Linked DNA regions of Homo sapiens: region 1 is linked to region 2. Evidence: chromatin contacts called from ENCODE Hi-C data. All regions are on one chromosome and are shown on one strand. The core of a region is the stretch at or near the end of the contact, and the rest is flanking DNA. Distances in the headings are between cores, read along the strand shown.

Region 1 (7,455 bases), core at 3,264-5,763, 4.5 Mb before region 2:
TGCCTATTTTGGAAATTTTTTATAAATAAAATCATACAATATATGACCTTTTGTGACTGGCTTCTTTCACTTAACATGTTTCCAAGGTTCAGCCATGTTGTAGATGTACATTAATTTGATTGTGGTGATGGTTTCATGGGTACATGTCAAAACTTATCAAAGTATACACTTTAAAAATATGAAATTTGTTGTACGTAAATTGTACCTCAATAAAACTACCAAATAAAATAGGCAAAACAGGTCAGGCATGGTAACTCAAACGCCTGTAATCCCAGCACTTTGAGAGGCCAAAGCAGGTGGATCCCCAAGGTCAGGAGTTCGAGACCAGCCTGGCCAATGTGGTGAAACCATGTCTCTACTAAAAATACAAAAATTAGCTGGGCATGGTGGCGTGCGCCTGTAATCCTAGCTACTCGTGAGACTTAGGTGGGAGAACTGCTTGAACCCAGGAGGAGGAGGCTGCAGTGAGCTGAGATCGCACCACTGCACTCCAGCCTGGGCAACAGAGTGAGACTGCATCTCAAAAAAAAAAAAAAAAAAAAAAGGGCAAAACATTTTTATAGATGCTTCACAAAAGACGTTCAGATAACAAGTGGATGAATGACTGACTACTCTATTTCATTAAGCATCAGAGAAATATAACTTAAAATTACAATGAGACATCAGTACAGACCCAGAGCAATAGTTTAAAAAATTTAAACTACTAACTACTATAAACCCCAAGGGCTGATATGACTGTTGAATAACTGGAACTGCCATATGCAGCTGATGGGAATGCAAAATGGGACAGCCACTTTTGAAAAAGGTTTTAAAGTATTTTATGAAATTAAGGCTGAGCATGGTGCCTCACACCTATAATCCCAACATTTTGGGAGGCTGAGGTGGAAGGATTGCTTGAGGCAGGAGGTTAAGACCAGGAGGTTAAGTCCAGCCTGGACAACATAGCAAGACCTTTTTTCTACCAAACATTACAAATTAGCTAGGCCTGGTGACATGCTCCTGTAGTCCCAGCTACTTGAAAAGGCTGAGGCCCAGGAATTCGAGGTTATGGTGAGCCATATCCTACCTCAAAAACAAAACAAAACAAAACAAAACAAAAATAGAGAGGAAAAAAAAAAGCAAAGAGCAAGCAAGCAAGCAAGAAATTAAAATCTTTGGCCACACAAACACCTGTAGCCAAATGTTTATAGCAGCTTTATTACTAACAGCCAAAACCTGGAAACAACTCAAAGCCCATTAACTGCTGAATGGATAAACAAACTGGTAATACATATAATGGAATACTACTCACACATTAAAAGAAAAAATTAGTGATACATGCAAGAACATAGATGAATCTTGAAAGTATTATATCAAGTGAAAGAAGCCAGACACTACCAGCTCATACTATGTGATTCCACTAACATGATGCCTCCAAACACAAACCTATAGCAGTAGATATCAGATCAAGGGTTGCTAGGGACCAATGGTGAGGATAGAAAATCGATAATAAGTGCATGAGACTTTACAGACTTACAGATATACTAAAAATGATTGTGATAGTTCACAACTCTTCACATTTGTCCAAACTCATAGAACAGTATTCCTTAAAAGAGTCAACTTTACCATATGCAAATTATGACTAAATATGCCCGACTTTGTTTTTTCAAAAGTGAGGGTGAGGTGGGATGGGGTTGGGGGAGACATTATATACAGGAGAACAAAGATAAGAATGACACCAAATATCTAAAAACAACAGCCAGAGGACAATAGAATATTAAAGTGCTAAAAAAAGTCAACCTACAATTATATATCCAGTTTAAAAATAAATCTTTCAAAAATGAAAGTTAAATAAAAACATTTTCTAAGAAACAAACACTGACAGAATCCTTCACCTACATGCAGTATTAAATAAATGAAGTTATTCAAACTGAAGGAAAATTATGAAAATATGGATCTACATAGATGGATGTATTCTATCAAACACTTAACAATGCAATGCCAATCTTATACAAACTTTTTCAAGAAGTAAAGAATACAACACATCCCAGATCACTTAAAGATGTCAGACACCATTACCCTAATTCTAAAACCAGACAATCAAAATAAAGCAAAACTGAAGACCAATCTCCCCAAAATGGCAACCGAACAGTGAAAAAAAATTTAGTTAAAGCCATTCCTCACATCATATATAAAAGCAAATTTCAGGTAAGCTAATGTTCTCATGTGAAAGATAATGCCTGAGATGGTTAGGAAGAAGATTATGAGATTATATTCAGGTATATGCTGGTAGAATTCACCATAAAATTATTTTAATATAAAACATCCAAAAAATTAAGGCACACAAACTATTTTCACTCTTCATGTTGATCAAGAATTTTCCTATTTCTTGTTAATTCAAAAAGACTCTGGATGCAATACCTTGTGAACTTATTTTTTGGTATGCCCCTGTGCTCATATACTACCTTACTACCTTTATCTCTCTGTTTTTTGTTTGTTTGTTTTGGAGATAGGCACGATCATTGGCCACTGCAGCCTGGAATTCCCCGGCCCAAGTGATCCTCCCACCTCAGCCTCCTGAGTAGCTGGGAGCAAGGCGAACACCACCACGGCTGGCTAATTTTAAAATTTTTTTGTAGAGATGGGGTCCGACTATCGTCTTGAACTCCTGGGTTGGTCTCGAACTCCTGGGCTGAAGCAGTCTTTCCACCTCAGCCTCCCAAAGTGTTGGTTGGGATTACAGGCGTGGACCGCCACACTTAGAAATGACTTTTCTAATATCCTTAAATCAGAGCTCATGTAAAATTTTCAGCCTTCTCATTCCACCTCCCTCCGAACTACAAGTCTTAAAACTAAGAAATGACAGCCATTCGGTAGAAGTTAAAACACTGTTTCGCTGCTTATTTCTACTTAAAAAAATTATATACATAGATATATATTATGTAAATATATATAATTATATATATAGACATACGTGTGTGTATATATATAAATAAACGTGTAGAATTGGACTGGGGTCCCACTAATATCCACATTTCAAAACAGAATCTAAAACTCCCTAAAACAGGGTTGGGCTCGGCGGCTCACGCTTGTAATCCCAACCCTTTGGGAGGCTGACACTGGAGATCAGTCTGAGCAACAAAGTCAGATCTCTTTTCTACTAAAACAAAATACAACTCTCTAAAACTAATACAAAATTTTGTGTGTATGTGTCATATTCTGGAGAAAAGCTCCAAGGTTTTCCTCTGGGTCTTAAACAGGACTAAGACCCCCCACCCCCAAAAGAATCTCTGTTCTAGAGGCTAAGCATATAGAAGCTCATACTGCATTATCAAACTGGAAAGTTAATAGAGGATTTTCATGGTCATATACAGGAGAGGTGGGGAAAGCTGTCTATTTAGACTGTAAACTCCTAAAATGTTCATAAATCTCAATGGAAATTAAATCCACCGGGGTGGGAGAAGTATCACAATAGACAAAGAAGCTAAAGGTTAATGAAGAGAAGGTTTTAATCAGTGGTTACTTTTGTGCTTGGGATCAATCCTCAGTTTGTCCTCCAACGTAACTTTTGGCATTATTCATTTCAAAGTCTGAACAGTATCCATAAACCCAATACGAAACCTATGGATCCAGAGGGTCCGACCGAAAACAAAACAATTATGTTTCCGATGTGAACGCATCAATAGCTTACTTTTGTAGCGCTTTATAAAACGCTGTCACTTGCTGCTTTCCACGTCATGATATTCCCGGTCGGGAAGAGTAGGACAGCAGCATCTTTTATGAATAAGGAATTTTTTGGATTCAATTTGTGAGGTGTGGGACGCTCACCAGGTTGCGCGAAAACCATTTTTCTACATCGTCAAGTGCACGCACCCCGTGTCTCATAGTATTAGTGATGAAGACGAGGATGAAACTACCAAAGACATCAGTGGGGAGTGAATTATACTTGGGGGAGGTGTAAGCACGTCGAAATAAGGAAGCTGAGAGACATTTTGTGAAAGAGGGAAGGTAGCGTTAAGAGGAGCCTTCCATCAGGGGCAACAGAACGGGGGCAGGCGTGGCGTCTCTGGGACTGCCGGAAAACGACGTGAGGGAAAAACTCAGAGGCTACGAAAAGGCGAACAGACGGAGGGCCTGCCTCAGGGGAGCTAAGCAGCTCGCCTGAAGCCCCCCATCTGGAAATGACGTGTTTAACTCGGCGCCCCTGCAGCTCCGGCCGCCCTTTTTTGTTTAACTCCGCGCCCCTCCAGCTCCGGCCGCCCTTTTCGTCGCTCTCCCCTCGCGGTCGCTCACCCCTGAGATCCCTGGTTCCACTGAGACGCTCAGCTTCATTCGGCAACTCGCGGACACCAAGCGCCACAAATTCAAATACGAGATCTAGAGACGCTGGGTCTCAAACGTCTCCCAGAGTGAAAGACAGAGGAACCAATCGAGGCTCGGCTGACCTCAGACGTCTAAGGCGATAGGCGTTGCTAAGAAAAGGGGGTGGGACGATACCCAGTTGCCAAGACGACGGCTTCCGGGTGGGCGGCTTGAGGTGGCTTCCGGCCGCCAGGCGAGACTCCGCGGGAAAACTCCCTGCTAGAGAGACTAGGAGATTTGGGGCTGCGGCCGTTTCCTCCGGAGCACCCACGGGACTGTGTGCTGGGGTCCCTCCACCGGCTGTGTCCTTTATTCTTCTTTCTCACCCAACGATTTACCTGAACGGTTATAAAGTGCACGTTATTTCCCTAAGGTAAGCGTGTGGTAGCGCCTCCTCCTCCTCCAACAGGGGGGTAACAGAAACCTGCTGTCAACTTTGTTACCCAACATAACTGTACTTAACCACAAAAAGTTGAAATTTTGGATCTTTAAACATTCAATAACCTCTTGCTGTGTGAGGTTTTTTAACTGCACTACATACATTTTGTAGTCTTTAACCATTGAATGCGATTTAAGTTTACAATGAAATTTAACGTTCTGGTTGTTTCTGACCCCAAATTTCATCTGAACCAGTTAATGGACGAAGAACTGAAATTTTATTTTCTGTGACAGTCTCATAGGTTCTCAGACTTAAGTTCTTAATCGCCCATAAATCTGAAGGCAGGTGTTAAAGATGAGCAGGTGATTTGAGCCCAGTCCATGCCAACACTCAAACTAATTCAGCTGAGACTCCTTTCGTTAGGAGCATTATTTTAATTTTAAAAATTTTAAACCGAATGGTAAGCATGGCTGCTTTAGTTTCAGTTGTGTCTCATTTGATGATGATAGTCCCACACAAGACGATCTCATTTGTCAATGAAAGTAAACATTAGTGACCACACAGCTTTCTGCAGATAACTCTTTAAACGAACATCTTTTATCAGACCACAGAAATCATTGTTATTGTCACTAAAATGTAAAAACTAAAGCAAAACTTATCTGCTTATCAACAATTTCTTCCTCCATAGCTAAGGTAGGGAAGCATTTATGAAAGCTTAGATCTATATGTGTTTGGGATCCTGCCAACCCCTTTCTTAAAATTCCATCTTCAAAACTCCCTGCTAATGAGCACTTTTCCAACAGCTTGGATGAAACATTCTGAATAATTCGTCAGCCTGAAGGTTAGAAATTTCATTAAATAAAAAATTAAATACACAGAATACTTAAGTATGAAACATTAATGAACTGAGTAATACATTCTTAAGAAGAGGAGGCACTTAGGAAAACACAGGCCACCTGCATTGTGGAGCCATTTAATGTGATGAGATTTGATAAATGGGTAAGAGATCAAAAAATGCCCAGGGTTTCAAAAGAGAATGTTCCATGAGCAGCTTACTGCCTACATAGACCATTTGAAAATCAAACCAACTCAGCAGAAGCCCAAGAGGCCTTCAGATGAACCCGAGTATCCTTTGGATGTCAGTGTTGTACTGAACAAAGTCAGTTGAACTGTTATTTATCTGACAAGAAAAAAAAATGCCTAAATTTTGTAAGGACTTACACCATTCATTTAAAAATATATAGTGATCTTAGAGGTTAGAAAGCACAGAAAAGAAACTTGAACATAGAGGTACTTAAAAGGAGAAAAATAAATTTCCTCCGGTAGTAGACATGTATTTGGCATTGTTCACTGTTATCTCCTTGATGTCCTCTCTCCTCAGCTTGGCTGAATCCTACTTACGCTTTTAAGACCCAGGTCAAATTGTGAATCTTTTGTGACCTAGTCCATAGTCACCTCTCTCCCTCCTGAATGCCTATAATAGTCTTTATTTGGCATTTTTTTGTATTCTTTATAATGTTTCTTATTTATGTTTATGAATATATCTTACATATAACTTGCATCATCTAAACCCTAAACTACTCAGAATTGTGTTCACCATGTACCTGGCAGACAGACTTGAACAAATAAGTTTTGATGTAAAACTGCCAAGATTAATACTAAATATAGTTGAGATCCATATTAGTTTGCTAGAGCAAACATAACAAAATGCCACAGACTAGGTGGCTTAAACAACAGAAAGTTATTTTCTCACAATTCTGGAGGCTAGAAGTTCAAGATCAAGGTATCAGCAGGGTTGGTTTCTTTCTGAGGTCTCTGTCCTTGACTCAGATCACTGTCTCATCTCTTTGTCTTCATGTGCTGTTTTCTCCATGTGTGTGCACACCTGTGTCCAAATTTTCTTTCCTTGTAAGCACACCAACCCTACTGGATTTAGGCCCGTGTTAAAGACCTCATTTTAGCTTAATTACCTCTTCAAACACCTTATCTCCAAATAGGGTTACTTTCTGAAGTACTAGGGGTTACACCTTTAACATATAACTTTTGGGGAGACTCAAGGCCATAACAGTAGCCAAGACTCAAAAAGCAGAAATGATTGGGAGCAATTATCTGTCACCTTTCAGAACTCCCATTTTTAGACCTATAGATAGCATAAATGTGTAAGTCAGATTAGTGTAAGATAATAGGAAGTGGTAGGGCCTGTGGCAATTCAAAGTATATTTGCCCAGACAGAAGACATTCAAATTAAAATTGTAAACAACCCTCCATCCCCACCCGAGCCATCCAAACAAAACAGTTTGGCTGGTTTTGACTTACAGGTTATCAGTTTGCAAAAACCACCACCATGTTACTTCGTTTGGAATCATAACCTGATGGTGGATATTGGACATATTAAGTATTTTTATTGCATATCCAAATACATTTTTCCCAGACCCCATTGGTTTATGCACAGCTTTTTTTATTGAGTACTTGTTGTGTTAAAGGAACTGTACTAAGTGCCATGCAGGGATTAAGATCCATACGTTTGGCTACATATATCCTAGAGTTACAAGGACCTATTTTTGAGATCATTTATTAAATACCTAACTTTACAAAATTTAATTTTTTGTGTAACTTTATCGTGTAAATAAATTTGAACTCCAAAAAAAATTTCTTGTCAGACTACATGCACCACAAAGACCAAGACTGTGGCCTCAAGTACAAGGGTAGAGGAAATGAGACAAATAAAAAAATAA
Region 2 (6,946 bases), core at 2,891-5,390:
GCATACACTTAGTATTCCACTTTATCTCAACTCTTGGCCTATTATTTCTTTGGCATTAAATTTCTTTGGCATTTCTGTATTTTTTTCCCCATGTCAACAAAATGCTTCTTTCATTCCTCACAATATATCTTCAAATAATAATTCTTCATGTAAAATGTGAGAGCCTTAAAGTAATGTGCTATCATGTATAACTTCAGTCATTTGTGTTATTGCTGCCACACATTTTATTTCTACAAATATTATAAACCCCACAATACATCGGTTTTGCATTTAGATAAGTCAATTATATTCTTAAATGAGAAAATATACTTTACTATTTATCCACAATAGTAAAAGTCTTTTAGATTTTGGAAGCAACACATACCACATTTCAGTGTGTGACTTTGACTCATTTACAGAATTACCTGTAGATTTCAAGTGAGAAGAACAAAAGAAAGTGAGTTCAGACTGCAGGTTAAGCTAATCCACCACTTGGGGCTTATGATCCAGCAGACCCATAGATTGTCAAACTGTCCATGGCAAATAAGGATGCTCTACAGAGCATCTGGCAAGCAACAATAGGACAAAAAAAAAACACTACACAGATGTGTAAGATTTTGAAATAAATCTATCCTCTCTTCTGTAGTTAATGATTCTTCTTTTGAACAGGTTTGGGACCAGGCCTTGGTAAAGAATGAGCACCTAACTATGGGATGTCAGGTGATTGCACAGCCTGAGATTTCGATCATGGGCTGGGTGTTGGATACTCACCTAGCTATAAGGTTGGGTGCTTTATTTATTTATTTTATTAATATTATTATTATTATTTTTGAGATGGAGTTTCACTCTTTTGCCCAGGCCGGAGTGCAGTGGTGCAATCTTGGCTCTCTGCAACCTCTGCCTTCTGGTTTCAAGCGATTTTCCTGCCTCAGACTCCCAAGTAGCTGGAATTACAGGCACCTGCCATCACGCCCTGCTAATTTTTGTATTTTTAGTTTCACCATGTTGGCCAGGCTGGTCTCGAACTCCTGATCTTGTGATCTGCCCGCCTCGGCCTCCCAAAGTGCTGGAATTACAGGCATGAGCCACTGTACCCAGCCTGACATTGGACGCTTTATTATCAAACAGAAATGGTACGTAAGAGATCAAGCTCAGGCTTAACATGAGGGTCTAACTGAGTTCCTGTCCTTAAGTCCTAGGCAGTATTTTGTGTTTTCCTTTACGTCCTTTCTTAGACTCATCTGTAGCTTGGGATTACCTGGGACTTACACAGTGTCCATAAAGTCAGGAAGTATAAACATATATAATGTCACAAAGACATCTTTGATCTGTTAAAAAAACAAACAGAAAAAAACTCTGTGTCTGTGTGTGTGTCTACAATTTGTAAACACTCTGCAGTTCAAGCCATGAGCCATAACTTAAAATCTACTGGAGAGGTTTGTTGAGATATTTTTGGTCTTTGCTTTTCTGATTAAAAAAAAAAAAAGGCAGACACACCAGAGATGGCTCTATGTTCCTTCACTTGTTCCCATCTCTCATCTTTGATTGTAGAAATTGTTTAGAGTGGCAAATCATCAAACACGGAATGCTAATAAAGCTCCATAAACTTACGTCTGCAGTTTTGAAATCCAAAAAGCTCCAGAAAAATAATTTTTAAAAGCTCACTTGGAGGTAAAACCTGAACTAAACTAACATAAGACGGTTTAGTGTTTCTCTTACTGGGAGTAATAAAAAGTTTCACTCAGAAAAAATGAGTTTAGTTATCAGGTGTTTCCCAGTCCCTTGCTGGGCTCTATATAATACATGGCACATGCACCTAATTTCATTTCTAAAATCAGGAAAATGTGTGAATTTAAAACACATCTGGCACTAAGGGTTTCAGATAAGAGACTGTGTGACAATTGTTCTTAGTTCTGCCATTTTCCCTGGAAAACAATCTTTAAAGTTCACAGAGCACATCAGCAAGAATTTTTAAAAGGAGCCTAATTGTGATATGGTTTTGTTGAAATACAAGGCAGGTGTAAAAGGAAAATAAATCTCAGGACTCCAAAATTACTAAGCCAAAGGTAAAAGTCAAGCTGGGAACTGCATCAGGCAAACCTGCCTCCCAGTTTATCCCTAAATAAGATATTTACAAAGATAAAGCTACATACTTCCCTCATAATTTGCCCTCTAGGGATTCCTTGTGGGCTGCAAGATCTTTACCCTAAAACGGTTCTGTTGAATTTTACCCTGACAACGTAAATTGATAGTTTATCTTCACAGGTGCGAGACAAAGGAGCGAACCCCAAGTCATCCCTCTGCTCACCTGAAACAAATGCATATCTGATTGCTTCCTCTGAGGTAAAAATGCAGATTGACAAAGCTAGATGAAGGCGTAACTATTCCTCTACTCCCCTGATAAGGTTTGGATCTATGTTCCCACCGAAATCTGATGTCGAATGGTAATCCCCATTATTGAAGGTGGGGTCTGGTGGGAGTTGATCGGATCTTGGGGGTGAATCCTTCATGAATGGTTTAGCATCATCCTCTTGGTGACAGTGACTGAGGGAGTTATTGCGAGATCTGGTTGTTTAAAGTGTGTAGCCCTGGGCTGGGCATGATGGCTCACTCCTGTAATCCCAGCAATTTGGGAAGCTGAGGCGGGTGAATCACCTGAGGTCGGGAGTTCAAGACCAGCCTGGCCAACATGGCGAAACCCCATGTCTACTAAAAATACAAAAATTAGCCGGACGTGGTGGCGGGCACCTGTAATCCCAGCTACTCCAGAGGCTGAGGCAGGAGAATTGCTTGAACCCGGGAGACGGAGGCTGCAATGAGTCAATAACATTTTGCCATTGCACTCCAGCCTGGGTAACACAGCGAGATTAATAAATAAGTTTGCTTATGAGATGTTATTTTATTGTACTTTTTTACATGTTTATTATATATTATATACTTCTAAATGTATTAGGTAAATATATTTTGTATGCACATAAATTTATCCATTGTTTCTGTTATATAAATTTAATATTTATTACTTATCGATTACCTATTGTATATAAAGCACATGATGCTACACTGGTATTTGGAATTCATTACCCTAACTATACTGTAATTAAAATAATTATCCTAACTAGTACCAAAGGCTTCCCCTTAGCAATCACTCGAAGTGTGCCAGCACCTCCACTCACTTCACGTCAAGCGATTCCCATCATTGTTTCACTGATGGAGAAACCAAGGCCCAGGGCACTTGGGGCAAGGCGTTCAGGGGGCTTTCGGTCCGGAAGCAGCGTCGGGGCGGGAATTCGAACCCTGGGTTCCCACACTGGCCCGTGGCAGGGCCCCCAAGCCTTTTCCCAAACTGATCACAGAAAGTGACGACCCGTTCGCCCGGCGGACCGGGGGCGTCGGGCAGGTCCTGGTCCAAGTGAGTGCCCGCCCCTGCCCTGGGCTGGCAGAGTTCTTCCCCCAGCTGCAGGTAGACGTGGGAACCCGGCAGGGTACGGAGCTGCTGGCGCGGCACGCTGATTAGAAGCGGCGACTGCCCGTCAAGCATTCGCGCCTCTCCCCTCCCTTGACTTTCTTGGCAGGGTTAAGGGATAAGAGAAAGTGGAGTTGCCTCAGTTCTGGGAGAGCCCGTTTGTGGGTCCGGCACAGGTATCCATCGGGACTGACGCTGCAAAAGTCCTCTTGTGAAACAAGGAATAGGCTCGAGTCTTCGATTGGGTCGAGGGAGACGTCAATCAATGGATGGGCGTGTGCAAACGCAACACAACGCACAGTATTGGTTAGGATTTGGCGGGGGGAGTAGACAGCGGGGAAATGAGGCGGCTCATCTCGATTGGCCCAGAAAGAAGACGGTCGCGCCCTATGTACTCCGGGATTGGCTAGAGCGAGCCGCGTCCCCCCTCACGCCAACCACTGGTAAGCGAAGTGGGCCTCGCTCTCCCGGGTTAGCAGCCGTAGCCAGATCCGTTGAAAGGAGTGCAGAGAGGTCTCATTGCGCTCCCGAACAGACCTGACGTAGATCCGAAGTGGCCCGCGCCATCTCAACTATGAGGGGACACCCGTAGGCGGCGGGAGAGGGACGCCGCGAGGAGCCAATAAAGCTCCGCAACCGGAAGTGTCTTCTGGGAGGGGTCGTACCCGGAAGTGTGGCACCTCCCGGGCCGCACCCGGAAGTGTGATGCCACCGCCGCTACGGGGAAGTAATGGTATCCGGCCAATTGAGATTCGGAGTTAAAACAGGTGTTTGTATATCTCTATTTCCTGAGGCCCAGTAGAGTCTCCTCTTTTCGGAAAGTGTTGGAGGGGGGACGTATTTGGGCATGATTTTGGATGTCTCGTCCTATTGAAATCCGTGGGGAAATGAGCAGTAGGAGTGTGTCCAAGGGGGCCTGACTCTATAAAGGCTTTTCAGAAGTTTCTTTCACCGCCCGTCACCCTCGATTCCCCTCCCACTCAGGGATGTGCAGATGGAGGTCGGAGGAGACACTGCTGCCCCGGCCCCCGGGGGCGCGGAGGACTTGGAGGACACGCAGTTCCCCAGTGAGGAAGCTAGAGAAGGTGGAGGGGTTCACGCGGTCCCGCCGGATCCCGAAGACGAGGGCCTGGAGGAAACAGGTATGACTCCACTTAGTGGGGTCTTAAAAGGAATCCTTAGGGGTTGTCATTGTTGGACGGGGGAAGGGTCAGTGGGTGACCAGTAGGGAGTCTTGGGACTTAAGAGAAGTGGCTTAAACCATCGCCGGGTCAGGAGGAGGTCACTGTGGACACATGGTGTAGTTTACATCATTGAGGAAGTCATTGGCTGTCAACGGATGTTCACTGGGGGTTTGGTGTGAGTTTAGGTCATTGAGGAATCAAAAAGGGGGCTGTTAGGACCAAAGAGGGTCACTGAGGATTTAGAGTGTTTAGATCAAAGAATGCGCTGAAGAAAGTCAATAGACTCAACAGAGGAGGACTGTTGAGAAGTTAGTGTTTTTGAGGAGTAGGGTGTTATTTATTAAATAATAGAAGTGGGAAGGGGAATCAGTGGAGTTCGATGGGCACTCAGAGTATTTACATCATTGAAGTCACTTGTAGACTGTTGGGGAAGTCTTTAAGGGACCAAATGTTAGTGGATGTGTAAAGTTGTTCATTTGAGATTTAATGGAAGTCACTGAGAAGTCTGTGCCATTGATCACTTTGGAATTAGTGGATGTAAATGGAGTCATTGGGAAGGATCAGTGGACCTCACTGAGAATAAATGTGGATGGGGAGGTTGAGGACTTGGGAATTAATAGCAGGTAAGAGCAGTTATTAGGAGGGAGTAAAGATATTTGGGGACATGGGAGTGTCAGTGAATGTCAGTGACAGAATATGCAATTATTGGGATTTTATGGGAAAATTATTGAGACATAGTTGCACATGGATAATAATGGTTGTCATTGGGGGATGAATGGAAATCAATGGGAATAAATGGATGTGTCAGTAGGGGCTGTTGAAGTTGTGGGTTTTAGTGAATGTTAATGATGGTCATGGGTAGGGGCAATGGAAGTCATTAAAGTCTTGTGTGTTAGTGGATATTATGATGGTTACTGTAGGGAGGGGAGTGGATACCAATGAGATTGAAGGTGGTCAGGGGAGTGACTGAAGGTCTCTGAAGTGCTGGGTGTTAGTGGAGGTTAATGATGGTCATTGTTGGGGGTAGGGGGGAGTAGACATGGAGTAGAATAACTTGTGGATCAGGGCAGTCATGGAGGGTCATTGAAAAACCAGGTGTTAATGATTGTTAATGTGGGGTCATTGGGGTGTTTGTGAACCACAGTGGGAGTGAATAGTGGATTAGGGGAGTCCTAAATATCTGGGTGTTAGTGGATATTAACGACAGTCATTGGGAGAAATAGTGGACATTACCAAGAATATAAATGGGCAACCAGGAGAGTTAGTAGGGGTCATCAGGTATCAGTGGGCATCACTGATAGGGTAGTAGCGGGGGTTGGGGCATTCAAACAGTTAAGATATTAATAGATGTTAATGGTGGCCATTGGGTGAGCAGATATCAGGAGAAAAAATAGCGGTCAGAGGAGTTAATGGGGGATCATTGAAGATGAATAATCGTCATCCAGAGTCAATGGGGTGCTTTGAAGACTTTGGAATAACAGTGATTGAAAGGGAAGTAATTGGTCTGTAGGAACATAGCAAGTCCAGTGGAATAACAATGAGAATATGTTGGTTTATTAGGGTTTTAGGAAGTTCATTGGAACCTAAATGTTAGTGGAGATCATTGCGGGGTCCTAGGGCAGTCATCGGGTCATTGAGGGGCATAGGAGACACTTGGAGTTCTGCGTCAGCATGCAGGGGTCATGGAGGGGCTAGTAGATATTTGGTGGGTCCTTGGGGATGTGGGATTAGTTAGGAGTTCACATGCAGATGACCCACCAGGGGCTCCCTTTCAGGATCCAAGGACAAGGACCAGCCACCCAGCCCATCACCACCGCCCCAGTCAGAGGCCCTGTCAAGCACCTCTCGGCTCTGGAGTCCTGCAGCCCCTGAGAATAGTCCCACATGTAGCCCTGAGAGTAGCTCTGGAGGCCAGGGCGGGGACCCCAGTGATGAGGAGTGGCGCAGCCAGCGGAAGCATGTGTTTGTGCTGAGTGAGGCTGGCAAGCCCATCTACTCGCGGTATGGTAGTGTGGAGGCGCTGTCGGCTACCATGGGTGTAATGACCGCCCTGGTGTCCTTTGTGCAGAGTGCGGGAGATGCCATCCGTGCCATCTACGCTGGTGAGCAAACAGGTGGGAGGCAGAATGGGGGACAGTGACTGGGAATATGGCTGGCACGGGTAGGTCTGTCTGCCTCAGGCACTATCCAGCCAGCCAGGGTTGGGTCCATGTGTGTGGATGGTCAGCCAGAGCTCTGTCAGTGGCGGGAGGTGGGGGGGTTCATCTCTGTCTGGCCTGCTGGTTTCTTAGTGATTGACTTGCTGGGATCTCAGTGACTA

The links. A loop is a pair of places that touch in the nucleus more often than their neighbours do. Pooled maps may share reads with other maps.
Region 1: a loop to region 2 is called in a map of B cell, with 31 times the contacts of the local background. The contact joins the promoter of ZFHX3-AS1 here to the promoter of MON1B in region 2. A Hi-C loop is called at or near these places in 4 of 168 maps with a recorded cell type or tissue (B cell, CD4-positive, alpha-beta T cell, CD8-positive, alpha-beta T cell and 1 more) and 8 of 50 pooled maps.

Annotation. Positions count from the first base shown.
Region 1 is chr16:72,660,620-72,668,074 of GRCh38, forward strand. ZFHX3-AS1 (ZFHX3 antisense RNA 1) reads left to right here and starts at 4,514. Exons shown (of 4, transcript NR_171704.1): 1 at 4,514-4,714. It overlaps LINC01572 (long intergenic non-protein coding RNA 1572), which reads right to left and starts at 4,351. Exons shown (of 14, transcript NR_126330.2): 1 at 4,273-4,351. RefSeq lists enhancers at 4,093-4,212, 4,253-4,312.
Region 2 is chr16:77,187,050-77,193,995 of GRCh38, forward strand. It overlaps MON1B (MON1 vesicular trafficking associated B), which reads left to right and starts at 4,141. Exons shown (of 6, transcript NM_014940.4): 1 at 4,141-4,209; 2 at 4,427-4,584; 3 at 6,402-6,728. The coding sequence starts at 4,437. LOC124903725 reads right to left here and starts at 3,517. Exons shown (of 1, transcript XM_047435021.1): 1 at 2,859-3,517. The coding sequence starts at 3,517. The coding sequence ends at 3,173. RefSeq lists enhancers at 3,859-4,807, 3,933-4,222, 4,243-4,292.